Linked DNA regions of Homo sapiens: region 1 is linked to region 2. A link is a loop called in an ENCODE intact Hi-C map of the cell type or tissue named here. Cell type or tissue: PC-9. All regions are shown on one strand. Links, peaks and the distances in the headings refer to the core of each region. The heading gives the core; the rest is flanking DNA. Region 1 has its middle 160 kb from the start of LINC02104. Region 2 has its middle 100 kb from the start of LINC02104.

The links. Peaks named below come from ENCODE experiments on the same cell type or tissue, not always from the same donor. Only the 100,000 strongest peaks of a DNase experiment are listed, where the experiment ranks them.
Region 1: a loop joins it to region 2, with 3 times the contacts of the local background. A loop is called at or near these places in 2 of 110 quality-filtered maps.

Annotation. Positions count from the first base shown.
Region 1 is chr5:39,677,521-39,680,444 of GRCh38, reverse strand. No RefSeq gene overlaps it. Among named protein-coding and RNA genes, the nearest start is that of LINC02104, 160 kb to the right of the region's middle. In PC-9, for the core only: no CTCF peak of the experiment used is centred there; no DNase peak of the experiment used is centred there; H3K27ac peaks cover 944 bases.
Region 2 is chr5:39,623,612-39,626,535 of GRCh38, reverse strand. No RefSeq gene overlaps it. Among named protein-coding and RNA genes, the nearest start is that of LINC02104, 100 kb to the right of the region's middle. In PC-9, for the core only: no CTCF peak of the experiment used is centred there; a DNase peak (open chromatin) is centred at 1,815; H3K4me3 peaks cover 2,124 bases; H3K27ac peaks cover 2,500 bases.

The sequences.
Region 1 (2,924 bases), core at 140-2,639, 54 kb before region 2:
AAGTTCACTCTTGCATAATAGAGAACAGAGTCCTGAGGGATTTGGACATAGACAGAAGATCTGGAGACACATTTCTTTGCTGAATAGCATGTGTCACTGTAATAGGGCAAGATATAAACACACTTGACTTAGAGAGACCACAAAAAAGTATTAGGAAGAGCAGCAAATTAAAAGTGTGCCAGATTTGCCTTACATATATCTTCCCTTTGAAATATTCTTTGCAGAAATAATTATAGCCTTGTTCAAGTAGGTTATGGTCTTTAAAAGGATGATGAGAAAAAAACACAAGTAAAAATTCCAGTAGGAAATATAGTTATCATTCAGTATTCATGGGGGATTGGTGTCAGAAACCCTATAAATACCAAAATCTGCAGAAGCCGAAGTAAGTTCCTGGTATAAAATAATGGAGTGTTTGCATGTAACCTACACACATCCTCCTGTATACTTTAAATAAACTCTAGATTAGTTATAATATCTAACACAATGTAAATGCTATGTAAATAGTTGTTATACTGTATTGTTTAGGAAATAATGACAAGAAAAAAATGTCTGTACATAGTACAGAGGCAATGATCCATTGTTTAAAATATTTTTGATCCACAGTTGGTTAAATCTATGGATGCAAAACCCATGAATACAACGGACCAGCTGTATTTGGAAAAATCAAAATAGGATAATCAGAGGAGGGTTAATTTTCAGAGTGGTTGTTAACACAGGGGAGCCACAAAGGATACTAATCTGGGGCTTATGATAAGTGAGTTGTTACTATTCCTAGTCAGGGAGAGATGAGTGGAGGGAGGGGGCAACTAACAGTTAGAGAGAAGAGAGTAGCAGAAATTCCTCTGTGTTGCAAAGATCAGTGACCATTGGTAAAGGGTTACCCCAAGGCACCTGGCAGGGAGGAAGCTCAGGAAATAAATACTCTCACCTGACTCTCTTTCCAATCTCCTACCCAGTGGGCTCCTAGCTAATGGAAGCCAGCAGTAAATCAGAGGACCCAGCAAGCCTGTCATATGCTGGTGGCTTCCTGGGGGCACTGAGGGGGTTCGAGCAGGGTGAATAATGGAGGTGGAGGCACAAACAGCGGGATCCTATGCAGAAAATAACTGGCATGATTTCAAAGGGCTGAAATGTGAGTATTCTCTCTGTCTCTCAATCTCTCTCTCTCTCTCTCTCTTTCTCTATCTCTTTCTCCTCCCCCATCATGGATGTGAATAATAATAACAAATCTTTGGAAAAAATCACAACAAAATATTTACACAAGCAGTGAGTTTATAAATAGAAAATTGATAGCAACAAAAATTTTAAGAGACTATATATCAGATATGTTGTTTGTCCCTTGAAGGCTTTGTTGGCTATAAAACATGGACTGAGTCTGTGAGTGTGAGCCAGTGTGACAAATCCTCTCTTCTTAGGGACTAAACAGTGGGTTGACAACTCCATAACATACAGACAGCAATGTTGGTCAGTTTAGTGAAAAATCTGGTCTTCCTGTTAACTCAGGGAAACAAGCATTGTATATTTTTTTTCCTTTGAACAGCTATCCTATGAAAACCTGAAAAACAATAATAAAATATTAGATGTTCTAATGAGATTTTTAAAAATTATGATTGAAAACATTCCTGGGAGACAAGTCCTACCAGTTTTTAAGAAGTAAGTTTGCAGCCAGGAGCACAGGAAGGGAGTGGCAATCTTGACTAAGAATGAGGCTAAAATACAAATCCTTTTATCTCTTTAGTCCCCATAGCCTTAAGCTGAGCCCCATCTCAGGCTGTAGTGACCGCTATGGGACATGGGGAAATCTGAGTCTAGCTGGAACACCTTAGCCCCATTTTTTTGTTTCCTACAAACCTATATTTAGTAATCTGGAGCCTTTGTGTCTGGATTGAATTTCCTAAGTGGTTCTGAAATTCACTGTCTGCATAACTGAGAAAAATAATTAACTTTATTTTGCCTTGGTTTCCTTACAATAAAATGGAGCTATTAAAACTATGAACTTGGCCAGGCGTGGCACCTCACATGCCTGTAATCCCAGTAATTTGGGAGGCTGAGGCAGCCAGATCGCTTAAGCAAAGAATTCGCGACCAGCCTGGGTATCATGGCAAAACCCCGTCACTACAAAAAAATACAAAAATTAGCTGGGCACGGTAGCACAGGCCTGTAGTCACAGCTACTTGGGAGGCTAAGGCTGGAAGATCACCTAAGCCTGGGAGGTCAAGGCTGCAGTAAGCTGGGATTGCTCCACTTCACTCCAGCCTGGGCAATAGAGTGAGACCCTGTCTCAAAAAAAAAAAAAAAAAAAAAAAAAAAAAAAACAGAAACAGCTGGGTGCAGTAGCTCACGCCTGTAATCCCAGCACTTCAGGAGGCCGAGGTGGGCAAATCACCTGAGGTCAGGAGTTTGAGACCAGTCTGGCCAACATGGTGAAACCCCGTCTCTACCAAAAATACAAAAATTAGCTGGGCATAGTGGCAGGCTCCTGTAATACCAGCTACTTCGGAGGCTGAGGCAAGAGAATCACTTGAACCCGGTAGGTGGAGGTTGCAGTGAGCCGAGGTAACATGAGCGAGACTCTGTCTCAAGAAAAAGAAAGAAAAAAGAAAGAAAAAGAAAAGAAAACAGAAACAAACAAAAAACCTACAAACTTGATAGGCATTTGAAACAATTTAAAAAGGTAATCTATGTAAAGGCACATACATAGGGTTTAGTAGATATTTTGTCCATCATAAAAAAATAATAGTATTGCTTGACCAGGTTACTCCTCTGGTAAAAACAGAATCTGGATTTTCAACATATTTACGGACAACCACTGTTAATGACATGACTTCATTATATCTACTCTCAACTCTCCAAAGGCCACTGAAACAAACTATTCATAAATCAGCTAAGTTCATCAGACTCAACTACAGATGGGAAGAGTCACA
Region 2 (2,924 bases), core at 283-2,782:
AACATACTCCTCTCCCTTTTCTAGTACTCCTCTGATGCAGCAACAAAGGAGGCTTACAAAGACCACTTCGTGCTTAGACACAAGAGACATAGAAGCCCCAAGGAGTTAATAAACCACAGGCTACCCTTGGCCAATGGAGGAGGGGTCAAGAGATAAGTGCCCTGTCTTCTCATCCTTGAGACACTTTCTCGTGAGAAGTTCCCAGAGGAATTGAGCTCCTGTAGCTATAGTGGGGACCAATTTGATAAATAACTCTTACCATGGTGATATGGTTTAGCTGTGTCCCCACCCAAATCTCATCTTGAATGGTAGCTCCCATAATTCCCATGTGTTGTGGGAGGGACTTGTTGGGAGATAATTGAATCATGGGGATGCTTTTCCCCATACTGTTCTTGTGGTAGTGAATAAGTCTCACAAGATCTGATGGTTTTATAAATGGAAATCCCTTTCACTTGGCTCTCATTCTTTCTTGTCTGCCACTATATAAGACGTGCCTTTCACCTTCCACCATGACTGTCAGGCCTCACCAGCCACATGGAACTGTTGAATCCATTAAACTTATTTTTACTTATAAATTACCCAGTCTCGGGTATGTCTTTATCAGCAGCCTGAAAACAGACTACTACTCATGGCTTTCCTTCCTTCCATGTTACTCTATTCCAGTCCCCATCTCAGTTACCTAGGGTCACTTCCTAAATAAGTCACCCACACACAAGCCCCTGTTACAAGCTTTGTTTTCTGGGAATTGGGTTGGGGAAGCCAAGGTAAAGGCAGTTGTGACACTAGACACTAGGGTTTAGTGTTCCCAGATACAGAAAGTAATAATGTCAATTACTTATCCGTATTGTCAATAAAGAATAACTCACCTGTGTGACTTCCTTGAGTTCCTGTCCACATGCTTCTTTCAAATAGTTAATATGAATCCTATCATATCTATGATTTAATGCCATTGCAGGATATGGCTTATTTATGCCATGACAAAATATGCAGGTGGACAATGTAGTTGATAATCTTATGAGCTTGTTAAATAGCTACATAAGCCTGGATAACTAGAAACCATCACCTTGATATTTATGACCAGGAACATGGCAAGAATAAGAAGAATGAAGAAAAAAAATATATTTTTAAGGAAAATGTTTAAAACAAATGTTTAAAAAATCTATTAATATGACACACAAAGAAAGACTGAAACGAGATGTGCTCCAAATAAAAGAAGCAGGTTTCTTAGAAGCAAAATTCCACAAGTTAAATCAAACTTCTATTCAATTATAGAATTAATAGAAGTTGAATAACTTGTAGCAATGAAGCAGTCTGATGTTCAGATAGATTCCGTGGAAAACATTAACTATAGTGCAAAGGTTACTTTGCCTGTTCATACTCTTGCAGCAAGTCCAGAGTAAACGAATGTAACTGCCTTTTTCCTGGATATTTCTGGTCAAAACAGACAAGCAAGATTTTTTAATAGAGCAGCATAAGAATGAAACTACAAAACAAAAATTATTTCAGGTTTGTCCAAGTCTCTCAGGAGTTGGGCAACTTTTCTTGGATTATTTTTAGCTCATACAACAGGAAGAAAACATTCAGAAATGTAGTGCAATGAAAATGGTTTTCAAAAGTAAGTTTTCCATTAACCCAAAAGAACATGTGACACTTGCTTATTGCCGAATAGCAAATCACTATAAAATGCTGTGGCTTAAAACAACAGCAATAAATAGTTAATTTCACTTATAAAACTTCAGTTTTCACAGGGATCCTTGTGAAGGTTTTACCTCTGCTCCACATAGCATCAGCTGGGCAGTTCAACTGGTATTGCAGGATTACTCCCAGGATGACTCATTCACATGGCTGGCTAGTTGGGGCTCACTATTGACTGGCAGTTCAGTGGTTCCTGTTAATGACCAGACCCTGATTCTCCCCATATGGACCTATCTGCAAGCTGCTTGGACTACCTAACAGTATGGTTGCTGAATTGAGAGAGTGTCCCAAGAGAACAAGGTTAAAAATCACCTTTTATAACTCAGCCTCAAAAACCACAAAGTATTAACATTATTGACAAGTACATGCAAGTGGAGAGTACATAGTTCCCATTACTGGATGGGAGCAGTGTCAAAGTTAAGTTGTAAGAAGAGGAGAGATACAACATGTTACTGCAGTCATCACTGCAATAAGATTGAATAAGAAAAAGGAACAACAACAAAAAGTTTCTGTAGAAATGGTCTCATATGAAAATCTTTTTGATAACAATATTTGGCACATTATTCTTCTTTAAAATTTACACCTTAATAGACTAATAAATTATAGTCTCTGAATTCAAGGGCTGTGCAAAAATTAGAAAACAGATGCTTGAGTAGTAAGTGAAAGGAGCACTACTACTCACTAATTTGACCTTGACCAAGTTTTTGAACATTTATGAACCCTAATATCCTCATCTCTAAATTGGAACTAATTTATTTTACAGAAAATAAAATATTTTCTGTAAAGCATAAAACTAGCAAATGCATTTAAAAACATTATTTACCTTCCTCTTTGGGCATGGCATTTCACTGGCTACTACTACCAGCCCTTGAAATTTGCAGTATGACAAATTAAGTAACAAATACGAAAAGAGATAATTTCTAAAATTATGTTTCACTGAGAAAACTCTAGATACTAGGCTGTGGGGTGATGTACTGTAAAGTGTTTTTGTTACCCGTTAACCCAATTTTTCATTTAAAAAAATTCATTTAAGTCTGAGCATGGTTGCTCACACCTGTAATTCCAGTACTTTGGGAGGCTGAGGCAGGTGGATCACTTGAGGTCAGGAGTTCAAGACCAGTCTGACTAACTTGGTAAAACCCCATCTCTACTAAAAATAGTAAAATTTAGTATAGCGTGGTGGTGCTGGCCTATAATCCCAGTTACTCAGGAAGCTCAGACAGCAGAAT